Regions from separate parts of the Homo sapiens genome. Here region 2 is linked to region 1. Evidence: chromatin contacts called from ENCODE Hi-C data. All regions are on one chromosome and are shown on one strand. The core of a region is the stretch at or near the end of the contact, and the rest is flanking DNA. Distances in the headings are between cores, read along the strand shown. Region 1 holds the start of MDM2 (MDM2 proto-oncogene). Region 2 holds the start of RASSF3-DT (RASSF3 divergent transcript).

Region 1 (7,771 bases), core at 2,794-5,293:
CTCTGGCTCCCAAGTAGCTAGGACTATAGGTGAGTGCCACCACGCCTGGCTAATTTTTTTTTGCAATTTATAGAGACAGGGTTTCGCCATGTTGCTCAGGCTGGTCTCAAACTCTTGGCCTCAATAGATCCTCCAGCCTTGGCCTCCCACAGTGCTGGGATTACAGGTGTGAGCCTTGTTTGCAGAGTTTAGGTCCCAGAGAATATAAAGACACTCAAAGTATCTCAACCTCTTGGAACACCTCTTGGGCATCAAGAACAACGCTACTAGAAATAAGCAGTTTGCCTCTAGAGAAACTTCAAGTAAGCACAACAAAGGGCAAAGTGACACAAGATAACTGTGGAATGCAAGCAAACAGCAGCAGCTGGTCTGTATTTTTTTAAATGGCAAAGTCACAAACAACAGCAACTGCTTTTAGAGTGAGCAGGTAGTTTGCTTTCTTTTTTTTCAAATGGAACTCACTTTTTAAGTGATGACATGCACTTGGGGGTGGGTAGGTGTGAGTTCATTTGTGTTTTGAAATCCCAAATTAATGAGCATGATAAACCGCTATTGCTGGCCCTGTCTGACTCTCTACTCTGAGTAATTGGTGGGTTCCCCCCAACCTTCTCCTAACCCTCACCCTTTTTCCCTTTCCATTGACTTGGGACAGTCCTTGTCAAAGTGCCAATCACAGTGGGAAGGAGGAGAAGGGGGGAGGTCACAGTGCATGGGATTCAAGGTCACAGTGGGCGGAGCAACGGGGATCACCAGGCAAGTAAGTCAAGTTCCCGCTGCTCAAGTCCAGCTGTCTGCCACGGTAGTGCAACCCTTGGCGGACGACCCAGGACGCGTTGACGCGGCAGTCGCGCCATCTCTTCTTGCCTGCATTTATCTGCGCTGTTTGAAGCCGTGTGACCCATCAGGACCCAGAGGCTGTCTGATCACATTATTGGGCTGTCTGCTGTCTTCGGGTTAGGAGATCCTGGTTGGCCTGAAGGGAAGAAGATCAGAGGAAGACCTATCGAGGATGGGTTTCTCCTGCTTCTCCTCGGGTTGGCGCTGCCCAGGATCCGCTTCCTGGCCTCGGTGTACTCGGCTTCCCACTGTGCCAGGGACTTGACTGGAAGGGCGGGCCTGCTAGCGGACTTGGGGCTGCTGACCACACCGTTGCTGGTGGGCCTCTTGAGGATGCGGACCTGTGGAGGGGGTCCCGGGGGAAAATTATCATCCTGAATCACAATGGGCACTTTGGGAGATTTGAATTTCCTGCTTTCTGTGTGATCTTCAGTTTTTTTTCCAGACGTCTATTTCCCCGCTGTCTGCCGTCTCCTCCCAGCTCTCAGCAACCTCCTCATATTCCATCTTACTCGCCACTTTCCAGATCGCTTGCTTTCTTATTTCCACATTTTCTCTGACTTTTGCAGTATTCAATATTATTACCTGATTCTGATTTTTCAGACATCACTATATGGTCCTTGGCTTTTTGGTCGTTCCTCTCATTCCTTTGCTGTTTCAAGCTCTGTTCCCAGCCTAAGCTTTTTACCACCGAATTCTGTTCTGTGACCCATAACTTAAAACTAACCCAACTTTTCATTCCCTCCAGACTTTTTTTGGTAAGCAGTATCATCATGCTTTAGGTGGACACTGAGTCATACTGCTGTGGTAGTGCTGGTACACGTAGTTTTGAATACCAGGTTCTTGAGTGAATCCTTTTTACTTCTCTCTCTCTCCCCCACCCCCGCTTCTCCCTTCTGCCTTCATTTCTGACCCTTCTTTTCTGGTTCCATTAGAAAAGGACTAATCTTATCAGTTCTGCCTTTTTTTTTCTGCTCTAATAATTTTGTCAAGATAATTTTTTCAAAGCACAAGGCCAATGAGAAGGGGGAAAGTCGGTCCAGAAGGCAGCCGGCCCGACTATTCTGAGTTTGAATCTACTCTTGGTGGTCCTGTTAAAATACAGTTTGAAGCAAATCACTTGTTTTTATGCTTCTAATGTCTACTCTGTCGAAAGCCCAAATTTCCTTGCTTGGCATTTAAGGAGACTCCAAGTTCTTAAAACTTCTTCTTGACTTTCATGCAAGTCAAACGGATTTATTTATTGTATCTCAAACAGTCCTCTTATATTTTCCTTTCTGTATTTTTTGATAATTTTCTTGTGCCTGGAATATTCTCTGCTTTTATTTAAGTCTCACCATCTTTCAAGACACAAAATATGTGTGATCTCTGAGGCCTTTGTGAACTGCCTCCAGCATTTACTAAGCAATTAATTCTGTCTCTGAACTTTTATAGCACAAACCCATTCGTTCACTTGATATTTAACAAATATCAACCTCTATCACTTATCTCTTTTTTTTTTTTTTTCTTCTGAGATGGAGTCTTGCTCTGTCACCCAGGCTGGACTGCAGTGGCGCGATCTCCGCTCACTGCAACCTCTGCCTCCCGAGATCAAGCGATTCTTCTGCCTCAGCCTCCCAAGTGGCTAGGATTACAGGCGCCCGCCACGGGGCCCGGCTAATTTTTGTATTTTTAGTAGAGACAAGGTTTCACCATCTTGGCCAGGCTGGTCTCGAACTCCTAACCTCGTGATCCACCCACCTCAGCCTCCCAAAGTGCTGGGATTACAAGCGTGAGCCACCGTGCGCAGCCTATCACTTATCTTTTCATGCTTACATTTTCTCACTGCTTGAGATTTTCTTTCATCCAGGGTCAAGCACTGAGTCTATTAGAAACCCCACTGTATATGATCTGATGAAGATGAGATTATCTTTTTAAAAGCCACATATTAAATCTCTTAAGTTAATAATATTGGCAATCAACTTAAATCAACTGAGTGACCACTATGTTTAAGGAAGTTTCCTTTCTGGTAGGCTGGGAAGCGGGAGAAGGGAAGGATATAACTTTATAAAAAAAAAAAAGCTGCAGAAGGGAAGGATATAACTTTATAAAAAAAGGTCCTTGTTCACAAGGAGCTAATCACTTACTGGCCAGAGAAGAAACGTGTTCCTTCTTTGCAATGGCTGTGTTTTTGGGTTTAGCTAACTCAATTCTTTATGTCCTCAATTTATGAGACCGCATCAAAAACGTTTTTGCCACATCTCTGTGGGAAAGTAGGTGAGTCAGAATGAGTGCATAATATATAAGTATATATTTTAATGATAATGAATGTGTAGATTAACAAACCCAAACTTTGTTTTTGTTTTTTTGAGAGTCTTGCCCTGTCGCCCAGGCTGGAGTGCAATGGCATGATCTTGGCTCACTGCAGCCTCTGCCTCCCGGGTTCACAGGATTGTCCTGCCTCAGCCTCCGGAGTAGAGTAGCTGGGATTACAGGTGACCGCCACCACGCCCGACTAATTTTTGTAGTTTTTAGTAGAGACGGCGTTTCCCATGTTGGCCAGGTTGGTCTTGAACTCCTGACCTCAAGTGATCCACCCGCCTCGGCCTACCCAAAGTGATGGGATTACAAGCGTGAGCCACCGCGCCCAGCCAAACCCAAACATTCTAAAAGCGCAGAGTAACCGCTCCCCTCCCCGCCAACGGTAACCAGCATCTTCGTTCTCCAACCAGAACAGCTGTATGCACCGGTGTATAAGCCTGCCTTAAGTGCTATTTTTAATCTTTTTTAAAAACAGGCCTTAAAATAACTCATTTGGGTACAACTCCAGCGGCTGGTGGAGTGGGCTTAATATATTAAACAGCTGTTAATTTTGGTTTCTTTTTGGTAACAGCGACACGGAGATCCGCATTTGTCGCAGTTTCCACCGCGGGCGGGAAGTGTAAACACAAGAAATACAAACATAGCGCAACGGCTAAAGGAGTGTCACAGCGCCAAACCTTGCTGGCTCCGCGCCAGGCCGAGCCCCACCCTCTCAGCTCGCGGCCAACACCCCCACCCCGCCTCACAGCCCGCCGCGCCCGCGGGGCGACACCCCCCACTCCATCATCCCGGAGGTGGTGCGGCCGAGCCCCGGACCCAATTGGCGGAAGCGGGGCCGGTTGTGTGCGCGCGCACAAATGCCCGGATGCGCCGCGACGACCCGCGCGCTCCCCTCGGGCGGTAGGGGGCGCGCACCGAGGCACCGCGGCGAGCTTGGCTGCTTCTGGGGCCTGTGTGGCCCTGTGTGTCGGAAAGATGGAGCAAGAAGCCGAGCCCGAGGGGCGGCCGCGACCCCTCTGACCGAGATCCTGCTGCTTTCGCAGCCAGGAGCACCGTCCCTCCCCGGATTAGTGCGTACGAGCGCCCAGTGCCCTGGCCCGGAGAGTGGAATGATCCCCGAGGCCCAGGGCGTCGTGCTTCCGCGCGCCCCGTGAAGGAAACTGGGGAGTCTTGAGGGACCCCCGACTCCAAGCGCGAAAACCCCGGATGGTGAGGAGCAGGTACTGGCCCGGCAGCGAGCGGTCACTTTTGGGTCTGGGCTCTGACGGTGTCCCCTCTATCGCTGGTTCCCAGCCTCTGCCCGTTCGCAGCCTTTGTGCGGTTCGTGGCTGGGGGCTCGGGGCGCGGGGCGCGGGGCATGGGGCACGTGGCTTTGCGGAGGTTTTGTTGGACTGGGGCTAGGCAGTCGCCGCCAGGGAGGAGGGCGGGATTTCGGACGGCTCTCGCGGCGGTGGGGGTGGGGGTGGTTCGGAGGTCTCCGCGGGAGTTCAGGGTAAAGGTCACGGGGGCCGGGGGCTGCGGGGCCGCTTCGGCGCGGGAGGTCCGGATGATCGCAGGTGCCTGTCGGGTCACTAGTGTGAACGCTGCGCGTAGTCTGGGCGGGATTGGGCCGGTTCAGTGGGCAGGTTGACTCAGCTTTTCCTCTTGAGCTGGTCAAGTTCAGACACGTTCCGAAACTGCAGTAAAAGGAGTTAAGTCCTGACTTGTCTCCAGCTGGGGCTATTTAAACCATGCATTTTCCCAGCTGTGTTCAGTGGCGATTGGAGGGTAGACCTGTGGGCACGGACGCACGCCACTTTTTCTCTGCTGATCCAGGTAAGCACCGACTTGCTTGTAGCTTTAGTTTTAACTGTTGTTTATGTTCTTTATATATGATGTATTTTCCACAGATGTTTCATGATTTCCAGTTTTCATCGTGTCTTTTTTTTCCTTGTAGGCAAATGTGCAATACCAACATGTCTGTACCTACTGATGGTGCTGTAACCACCTCACAGATTCCAGCTTCGGAACAAGAGACCCTGGTTAGTATTTTTGTCTCGTGTAACTTTTAAGAATAATTTATTTTATGAAGTGATAAACTAAATTTCGTATACCTCAATTGTAGCATGGCTCTGTAAATAAAATTGTATGTGCATAGCTTAAAGTGTGCTACCTCTGGCGTAACTGCGTGGAGTTAAAAACTGTTAAGAACTGGTCAGTATTTTTTTAGCCATTTGCCACATTTGCTTTAAAAATTAGTTCCATTACATTGTTAAGCGTGGTTGAAGTTACGTTTGTTACGTGACTGATTTTTTTTTCCTTTTTGACCTCCCAGTATTTAATTTTTAAAAATGGTTTCTAAAAGTCAAAAAAGTTATTCGTGCTTGTTTTAAAGATTTTTGTCATTAGAGAAATTTTAAAGTAAAACCTGAAAATTCCAGGCTTTTTGCTCCATGTTTCCTTTTAGATTTTTTGTGTGCGTACCCACATATATTTACATTTGAATTTAAATCTATGTTATTGTCCTGTTTGTTGTACTAACAAGATGAAACTGTAGTTGTTCTGTGACTTGCATCCTTGTCAATAAATAAAGTCTACAGAATTCTTTTTAATGGCTGCATAGTATTCCACAGCATGAGTATACCATTTTAAAAATTATTTATGCCTTTACTGATAGGTTTTTAAAAATTGCCTCCTGTTTTTGAGTATTACAGATAGTGCCGCTTTGTACATGCATCCCGTGTGACTATTTCTGTAAGAAAGATTTTATAGAATTATAGGCTGGCCTCGGTGGCTCACCCCTGTAATCCCATCACTTTGGGAGGCCAAGGCGGACCGATCACCTGAGATGAGGAGTTCAAGACTAGCCTGGCCAACATGGTGAAAACCTGTCTCTACTAAAAATACAAAAATTAGTCGGGCATGGTGGCGCGCGCCTATAATCCCCTGCTGAGGAGGCTGGGGCAGGAGAATCGCTTGAACCCAGGAGGCAGAGGTTGCGGTGAGCCAAGATTGCGCCATTTCACTCCAGCCTGGGCGATAAGAGCGAAACTCCGTCTAAAAAAAAAAAAAAGAAAAGAAAAAGATTTTAGAGAATTAGAACTCCTGAGTTCTCAATTTTACTATTTGATTGCTACTGGTAACTTGCTCACCAAAAGGCTCTAACAGTTTCACTCCTGCCAATACTGAATATCACCAATCTTTAATTATTATTATTATTATTTTTTTTGAGGCGGAGTCTTGCTCTGTCTCCCAGGCTGGAGTGCAGTGGCACAATCTCGGCTCACTGCAATCTCCGTTCCCCGGGTTCACGCCATTCCCCTGCCTCAGCCTCCCGAGTAGCTGGGACTACAGGCGCCCACCACCACGCCCGGCTAATTTTTTGTATTTTTAGTAGAGACGGGGTTTCACCATGTTAGCCAGGATGATCTTGATCCCCTGACCTGGTGATCCGCCCGCCTCGGCCTCCCAAAGTGCTGGGATTACAGGCGTGAGTCACTGCGCCTGGCCTCTTTTATTATTATTACTATTTTTTTGATAAAAGGTACTGTACCATTGTTTAAATTCATTTTTCTCTAGTTTCTTGGTGAGGCTGGGCACCTTTCCTTTTTGTTTTTGTTTTTGTTTTTTTTGAGACAGAGTTTCACTCCTGTTGCCCAGGCTGGAGTGCAATGGCGAGATCTTGTCTCATTGCAACCTCTGCCTCACGGGTTCAAGCGATTCTCTTGCCTCAGCCTCTGGAGTAGCTGGGATTACAGGCATGCGCCACCACGCTCAGCTAATTTTGTATTTTTAGTAGAGATGGGGTTTTTCCATGTTGGTCAGGCTGGTCTTGAACTCCCAACTTCAGGTGATCTGCCTGCCTCGGCCTCCCAAAGTGCTGGGATTACAGGCGTGAATCACTGCACCAGGCCTCCATTTTGTTAAGTCATTTATTTCTTCTGGGACTTGCCTAGTCTTATCTGTCCATTTTCCTTTTAGTTTTTTAAAATTTTTCTTAGTAATTGGAGTAGCTCTATGTGTTTCAAGTATATTTAACTTTTGTTGTTTACTAATGTAGCATTTAATTTTATGTTGTCTTTTCCCCATTGAGAACAATTCTGTGAAGTAAAATTTGTTGGCTTTTGAATTTCATATCATGCTTTGGAAGAACTCTCCTGTCCCAAGATCTTGCAAATATATTCCTATATTTTCTTCTAGATTTAAATTTTTTAAATATTTAGATCTTCACCTGTAATTTACCTTCTTGTTCTTCAATGTAAGATTACAAATGCTATTATCTTTTATAGCTGTTTTCTCATTAATACATGTCTTTTAAGTCACTAATATACTGATGGCTTTCCATTACAGATTTTTTTTTTTTTTTTTTTTTGAGACTGAGTCTTGGTCTGTTGCCCAGGCTGGAGTGCAGTGGCATGATCTCGGCTCACTGCAACCTCTGCTTCCTGGGTTCAAGCAATTCTGCCGCAGCCTCCCGAGTAGCTGGGATTACAGGCACCCACCTCCACACCCGGATAATTTTTGTACTTTTAGTAGAGATAGGGTTTCACCATGTTGTCCAGGCTGGTCTTGAACTTCTGACCTCCTGATCTGCCTGTCTTGGCCTCCCAAAGTGCTGGGATTAAAGGCATGAGCCACTGCGCCTGGCCCACAC
Region 2 (7,771 bases), core at 5,272-7,771, 4.2 Mb before region 1:
AAAAATTAGCTGGGCGTGGTGGCAGGCACCTGTAATCCCAGCTACTTGGGAAGCTGAGGCAGGAGAATCGCTTGAACCTGGGAGGCGGAGGTTGCAGTGGACTGAGATCGTACTGCTGCACTTCAGTCTGGGTGACAGAGCAAAACTCTGTCTCAAAAAAAAAGAAAAAAAAAGAGTTGGGAGTGTAGCTCTTCAATTTATCTGTTTGGTTTCTTTAACTTTTTTTTTTGTTGTTGTTGTTGTTTGTTTCTTTATCTTTCAAAGGAGAAAGGTAATTATGACTTGGTCAGAGTAAGCATTAATGTCAAGGGCTTTGAGGGTCTGAGATACAAGGTAACATGATTATGATGATCAAGGATTTTTTCATCAGGTATATGCTTTCCCTTGGCCAGTTCTTATCACAGTAATGAGGAAATGCAGAAGCCTATGATGAAATTCACTTGGACACAGATACCGAACTATGGGGTTTATCTTGCAGTCCTCGTACCAGGTAGTGCCCTTTGCACAAAATATTTCAGCTCATTAGGTCCTAGATATGTTGGATGGACAAATCTAGTGATGGAAAAGCCATTTGCTTTTCTCCCCCACCTTGTCCTATAAACCGGGGTTACCTCCAGGCTCACAGGTAACACATCCTTTCCTTGATTATTGAGGATGTGCCCAAACATGGAAATACTATCCTTATACGTAATCATATTAGCTAACATCATGAGCTTTTATTATGTGCCAGGCACAATGTTTTGCATGTCTTAGTTTACTTAATCCCTTTAAGAATCCTATAAGGTAAGATTTTATTACCCTCCCTTTCCAGATGTAGAACTGAGGTTTAACCAGTTTAGATAATATGCTGTGGGTCACACCATCTGAGCCCACATTTGAACACAGGCAGTCTGATTTCCTTTTTTTTTTCTTTTTCTTTTTTGAGATGGAGTCTTGCTCTGTCGCCAGGCTGGAGTGCAGTGGCACGATCTTGGCTCACTGCAATGTCTGCCTCCTGGGTTCAAGCGATTCTCCTGCCTCAGCCTCCTGAGTAGCTGGGACTATAGGCATACGCCACCACGCCCAGCTCATTTTTGTATTTTTAGTAGAGATGGGGTTTCACCATGTGGGCCAGGATGGTCTCGATCTCCTGACCTCATGATCTGCCCACCTCAGCCTCCCAAAGTGCTCGGATTACAGGTTTTCTTTTTTTTTTTTTTTAGACAGGGTTTGACTCCGTTGCCCAGGCTGGAGTGCAGTGGCCTGATCATGGCTCACTGTAGCCTTGACCTCCCAGGCTCAAGCAATCCTCCCACCTCAGCCTCTTGAGTAGCTGGGACTACAGGCATACACCACCATGCCCGGCTAATTTTTGTATCTTTTGTAGAGACAGGGTTTCGTGATGTTGTCCAGGCTGGTCTCCAACTCCTGCGTTCAAGCTATCTGCCTGCCTCAGCCTCTCCAAATGGTAGGATTACAGGTGTGAGCCACTGTGCCCAGCCCAGGCTGATTTCTCACCCCACATACTTAACAACCAAACACATTGCCTTTCAGTTATTATACCATTTATTCCTGTCATTGCCATGAACAAAATGGAAGCAACCAGGGTGATAGTTGCAGCCAATAGGCACTGACCAAAGAGAACAGCCGCTGATTGTATCGGTTCAACTATTAAGAGCCTGTCCTCCAGCTACCAGGCTGATGTAACCAACTCTTTTTTTTTTTTTCTTTTGAGATGGAGTCTTGCTGTGTCGCCCAGGCTGGAGTGCAGTGGCGCGATCTCGGCTCACTGCAAGCTCCGCCTCCCGGGTTCACGTCATTCTCCTGCCTCAGCCTCCCGAGTAGCTGGGACTACAGGCGCCCGCCACCGTGCCCAGCTAATTTTTTGTATTTTTAGTACAGACGGGGTTTCACCGTGGTCTCGATCTCCTGACCTTGTGATCCGCCCGCCTCGGCCTCCCAAAGTGCCGGGATTACAGGCGTGAGCCACCGTGCCCGGCCATGTAACCAACTCCTATCATCTTTGAGTTTGTCATATATTTTTTTTTTAATTTATTTTATTTTATTTTTATTTTTTTTTTAGGCAGAGCCTTGCTCTGTTGCCCAGGCTGTAGTACAGTGGTGCCATCTCGGCTCACTGCAACCTCCACCTCCCTGGTTCAAGTGATTCTTCTGCCTCAGCCTCCTGAGTAGCTGGGATTGCAGGCACCCACCACATTCAGCTAATTTTTGTATTTTTTTTAGTAGAGATGGGGTATCACCATGTTGGCCGGGCTGGTCTTGAACTCCTGACCTCAGGTGATCTGCCTGCCTCAGCCTCCCAAAGTGCTGGGATTACAGGTGTGAGCCACCACACCCAGCCTGTCAGAATTTTTGAGAGAAATTTTAGAACATATTTTTTTTCCTTTTTAAAGCCAATTTAAATACCTCTGCTATGGGTTGCTTTTTTTTTTAAGGTAAGAAAATGAACTTTCTAAATTATCTTCAGGGGAACAACTTAGCAATCATTTAAAAACTCTTACTTCTTTTTCTATCTGTCTCTACTGATTCTACCAATGTCAATGGAGGAGAACAGAACGTGGCAGAAATATTATGAGAGATATGACTATTCCAGCAGGAACAAAATGATGGGAATATAGGATGATAACAGGTCAACTCAACTGGCTTAAACAAGGCAGTATCTAGGCCGGGCGTGGTGGCTCACGCCTGTAATTCCAGCACTTTGGGAGGCTGAGGCAGGTGGATCAACTGAGGTTGGGAGTTCAAGACCAGCCTGACCAAGATGGAGAAACCCCATCTCTACTAAAAATACAAAATTAGCCAGGGTAGTGGCGCATGCCTGTAATCCTAGCTACTCGGGAGGCTGAGGCAGGAGAATCGCTTGAACCCGGGAGGTGGAGGTTGCGGTGAGCCGAGATTGCACCATTGCACTCCAGCCTGGTAAAAAGAGCGAAACTCCGTCTCAAAAAAAAAAAAAAAAAAAAAGCAGCGAGATAATATCTTATGTCACATAACAAGAAGTCCTAATTAGGGTGGTGTCAAACCTGGTTAATCAAAGAGCTATGAAGTCTTTGTATTGTTCTGCTTTGCCATGGTGTCTATTTTGTCCACAATATGGCTACAGAATTCCTAGGTACCATATGCAAGCATGCAAGATCCAGAGGAAGAAGACATAGTCTTTTTTTGTAGGTTTCTTTTAAAAGTGAGGAACATCTTCCTAAAAGGCACCAAGCCAGGTTTCCTTCTGGTCTCAGTGGTCAGGTCTGTGAGACCTGTCCATGCCTAAAGCAATCCCTGGCAAGGGGAATGGGACCACTACGACTGACTCTGCACGTCAGGCCTTACCCCTGTGAGCTGAGATTGGACTTCTTTTCCCGAGGGGATTCTTGAATTAAAGTCCTTGTTTAGTTAACAAGAAAGAAGTGAGTGATGAATGTTAAGTATGCAATAAGGTCTAATATTTGGGGCAAGAAAGATGAATATTTGCTTGATCCTATTCTATGCCAAGGACTTTGCCTGGATTCTTTCACTTAATCCTTACAGTAAACCAAAGAAAATAAAATGAAGACATTGTCATCCCCATTTTGCTGCTGATGAACCTGAGGCATAGAGAAGTTAATTAAATTGTTAAAGGTCACATAAGAGTCAGTGATAGCCAAGGCAGGCAGATCACCTGAGGTCAGGAGTTTGAGACCAGCCTGGCCAACATGGTGAAACCCTGTCTCTACTAAAAATACAAAAATTGGCCGGGTGAGGCGGTGCGTGCCTGTAATCCTAGCTACTCGGGAGGCTGAGGCGGGAGGATCGCTTGAACCCGGGAGGCAGAGGTTGCAGTGAGCTGAGATCATAGCACTGCACTCCAGCCTGGGTGACAGAGTGAGACTGCGTCTCAAAAAAACAAAACAAAACTTGAACTTGGTTGCATACATTTAATTTTATTTATTCCACCCCCTTCCCTGAATTTGAAATGTTAAAAGTGTCTAGTTGCTTAACATGACATTTTGAATTTTTACAGATACAATTTTCATGAGCTAAATTTTAAATTCACAATATTTTAATTAAAAATGCTACCAGGCTAGGCATGGTGGCTCACACCTGTAATCCCAGCCTTTTTGGAGGCCGAGGTGGGAGGATCACTTGAGCCTAAGAGTTCATCAAGACCAGCCTGGGCAACATAGTGAGATCTTGTCTCTACAAAAAAAATATAAAAATTAGCCAGGCCTGGTGGCATATGCCTGTAGTCCCAGCTACTCGGGAGGCTGAGGTGGGAGGATTGCTTGAGCTTGGGAAGTCGAGGCTGCAGTGAGCCAACATGGCACCACTGCACTCCAGCAACAAAGTGAGGCCCTGTCTCAAAAAAAAAAAAAGCTACCAGAAAAATATGCAAATATCATTATGCTGCTTTTAGGAAACAAAATCACAATTCTTCCTTCCTTTATTTATTTATTTATTTATTTATTTTCTGAGGCAGAGTCTCCCTGTGTCGCCCAGGATAGAGTGCAGTGGCGTGATCTTGGCTCACTGCAACCTCTGCCTCCAGGGCTCAGGTGACTCTCCTGCCTCAGCCTCCCGAATAGCTGGGACAACAGGCATGTGCCATCATGCCCAGCTAATTTTTTTATATATTTTCAGTAGAGATGGGGGTTTCACCATGTTGGTCAGGCTGGTCTTGAACTCCTGACCTCAAGTGATCTGCCGGCCTCAGCCTCCCAAAATGCTGGCATTACAGGCGTGAGCCACCTCACTCGGCCCTTTCCTTTATTTATGTTTTTTTTGTTGCTTAAAAGCAGTGCTTCCATTTCATTATTTGATCATGGCTTTTAAAATTATTTTATTTATTTATTTTTTTAAGAGACAGACTCTTACTCTGTTACCCAGGCTAGAGTGCAGTGGTAAGATCATAGTTCATTACAGCCTCAAACTTCTGGGCTCAAGTGATCCTTCCACCTAGCCTCCTGAGTAGCTGGGACCACTAGCATGTGACACCACATTGGCTAATTTTTTTTTGTTTTTTGTTTTTGTTTTTGTAGAGACAGGGTCTCATTTTGTTGCCCAGGCTGGTCTTGAACTCCTGGCTTCAAGCAATCCTCCCACCTCGGCCTTCCAAAGTGCTGGGATTACAGGCGTAAACCACCATGCCTGGCCTAATCATGCCTTTATAAAAAAATCATTTTTTTTTAGAGAAAAGGTCTCACTATGTTGGTCAGGCTGGATAGGAACTCCTGAGTTCAAGTGATCCTCCACCTCAGCTTCCCCCTGTGCCCCACTCAATCATGCCTTTTTATTATAACTGATTCTGATGGTATGCTGACAGATATACAAATTAATCCAGTCCTTTGGAGCTTAAAAATAATACAATGAAAAAAATCATTTTTATGGTGTGGTGCATCATAAAGTTTATTTATTTATTTATTGAGACGAAGTTTTGCTCTTGTCGCCCAGACTGGAGTGCAATGGCGCCACCTCGGGTCACTGCAACCTAGGCCACTCCGGGTTCAAGCGATTCTCCTGCCTCAGCCTCCCGAGTAGCTGGCGCACGCTACCACGCCCAACTAATTTTTGTAGTTTTAGTAGAGGCGGGGTTTCACCACGTTGGCCAGGCTGGTTTCCAACTCCTGACCTCAAGTGATCCACCCGCCTCTGCCTCCTCAGGCGTGAGCCATCGCGCCCGGCCAATAAAGCATTTTAATGCATTTTTCCTCAAAGTATTCATAAACTTCAACTTGTTCTAGGTAAAATTATTTTCCCCTTTCTACCCACAATAAAATGAGTAATTTAAGCCCTTAACCTACACATTATTCTTACCTTGGAATATTTAATAAGAGCTGCGCTAATATTATATCTGAATAATGAAATAAGAGAAACCAAATAAGAAAAATTTGTCATAAAGCCCTATTCTCCTACATTAGATTATGTGCATGGCACACACACGGATCAGCTTAAGCTGGGTGAAACTATATGGAGTTAGAATTCCTGGCTTCCTATCATTCAGTAGCTGTGTGGCCGAGAAGAAGACTTTAATGTTGTAGGACCTTTAAAATGGGCTGTAACTCAAAGGCCCTCCTTCTGGAGTTGTTGTGAATCACGTGGGGTAATATATACTAGTTTACAAGATGGATGTGTAAGCCCGAAGGTGGAGCAGGTTTGCAAGCCTTCTTTCAGCCTAGGGACAGTAGGATGACTCATGAGTCAATTCTTCTCTCCTTCCCGTCATTTCGGGTCCAACTCTTCCTCCTGTAGTCCACAAAAGAGCACGGCTGACCGATACCAAGCAGAGAACCCAGTAGGGTATGTGACCACGTTCAGATCAACAGAACGCAAAGCAGAACGGTCCGAGTACTGCCTCCTACAGCCACTTTCCTTTCTTTAAGCCTCAGCTGCTGCTCTAGGTGTAAAACCGGCATAAAATAGCACTACGTACCTTGCAGAGTTGCTCGGAGGATTGAAGGAGATAATGTAAGAGAGTTTGGCTAGTTTGGCTATGATGGATGGACATTTTCTCTTTTCTAACGTCTCTCTTCCCCTCCTAATGAAACCTCTTCTGAAGCTCGCTAACTATAGCAGGGCTTGCAGCTTCAAAAAAACCTTTCAGTCAAGATCTTGAAATTAGTATTATTTAAATCAGTGCAGTAACACCAAGGTGTAAAAGACTGTTACCCACTGGTGGCTTTAAGAGGATTAGCTGACTGAAGAGTTTTAGAAAACATGGAAACTTTTTTTGTACGTGGATGGATGGAATTCCCTGATCTCCTTATCCCCACCACTTAAACCATGCCTTGTGGGTGACCGTGGAAGGCTGATTGTGGCGGGGACATTTACAAAGCACATTTAATTGATAAGCACTCGATTGTTCTGTAACTATAGAACTAGTTCACCTTTCAGTTGCACTGAGTGCGCCTAAGATAACGATCTTATTTGGAAGTGAGCCCTCGCTAGAAAGAAGGGGAAAAGGGTAAGACCGAAGCTCAAATGAATGACCAGAAAGGATGTTTTCATTCGAATAAACTCAACCCAGTTTTTGACCTCCCCACCCATCTCTGCCAACTTGAAATCCTCCTGGAGGGGCGAGCTGCTGGGGTTCAGGACTGGGCGTTGCGGCTGCAGGAAGCCGTGGGACCTGGGGGGTCCCTCGGCCGGGCAACCCCCACCCACCCCTACAGGACCCTGGTGCGGGGGCGAGCAGGGAGTGGACGCAGAGAAAGTTCCCCGCTCTGCTCCCGCCCTCTCCGAAACTCGAGCCAGCGAGGCTGGGGGCGGGCGGACGGCTCGCAGAGGAATTTGCAGTTTCCGGGAGGTTGAGGAAGCGACCCGAGCACAGCCCCAGCAGACGCAGCCCTAGCGCCCGGCTTTCCGGGTTCCGCGACGCTGTCGGGAGAAACCCGCGCGCCTGGAAGGGGCGGGCCGGGCTCCCCCCACCTGCGGGCGGGCGGGGAGGGTCGCGGCCGCGCGGGGTGGGGCTCGGCCGGTCGCCCGTCCGGGGCGGGGCCCAGGGAGGCGGGGTCGCGGGCGCACCGGGGCCGAGCCGCGCCTGGAGCCTGGCGGGGAGGCGGCAGGAGGGGCCGGGAGAGCCTGATTGAGCGGCGGCCGCAGCTGCATAAGGACTGCCCGGGGCTGCGCGCCGGGAACCTCGCGGGGCTGGCGGGCGCCGCACCCCCTCCCTGGCCGCCTGCGCCCCGGGGAGGCCGCCCGCGCGCGACGGGACCGGCAGCATGAGCAGCGGCTACAGCAGCCTGGAGGAGGACGCCGAGGACTTCTTCTTCACCGCCAGGACCTCCTTCTTCAGGAGAGCGCC

The links. Hi-C counts contacts between places; a loop is a spot of excess contacts on that map. Pooled maps may share reads with other maps.
Region 2: a loop to region 1 is called in a map of naive thymus-derived CD4-positive, alpha-beta T cell, with 13 times the contacts of the local background. The contact joins the promoter of RASSF3-DT here to the promoter of MDM2 in region 1. A Hi-C loop is called at or near these places in 1 of 168 maps with a recorded cell type or tissue (naive thymus-derived CD4-positive, alpha-beta T cell), 3 of 37 single-sample maps with no recorded cell type and 8 of 50 pooled maps.

Annotation. Positions count from the first base shown.
Region 1 is chr12:68,804,134-68,811,904 of GRCh38, forward strand. MDM2 (MDM2 proto-oncogene) reads left to right here and starts at 4,044. Exons shown (of 11, transcript NM_002392.6): 1 at 4,044-4,358; 2 at 5,075-5,159. The coding sequence starts at 4,345. It also overlaps the pseudogene SZRD1P1. RefSeq lists a silencer at 3,742-4,131 and enhancers at 4,333-5,532, 4,632-5,021.
Region 2 is chr12:64,602,945-64,610,715 of GRCh38, forward strand. It overlaps RASSF3-DT (RASSF3 divergent transcript), which reads right to left and starts at 6,522. Exons shown (of 2, transcript NR_187549.1): 1 at 6,401-6,522. It overlaps RASSF3 (Ras association domain family member 3), which reads left to right and starts at 7,551. Exons shown (of 5, transcript NM_178169.4): 1 at 7,551-7,771. The coding sequence starts at 7,689. RefSeq lists enhancers at 6,091-6,140, 6,361-6,420 and silencers at 7,051-7,120, 7,281-7,771.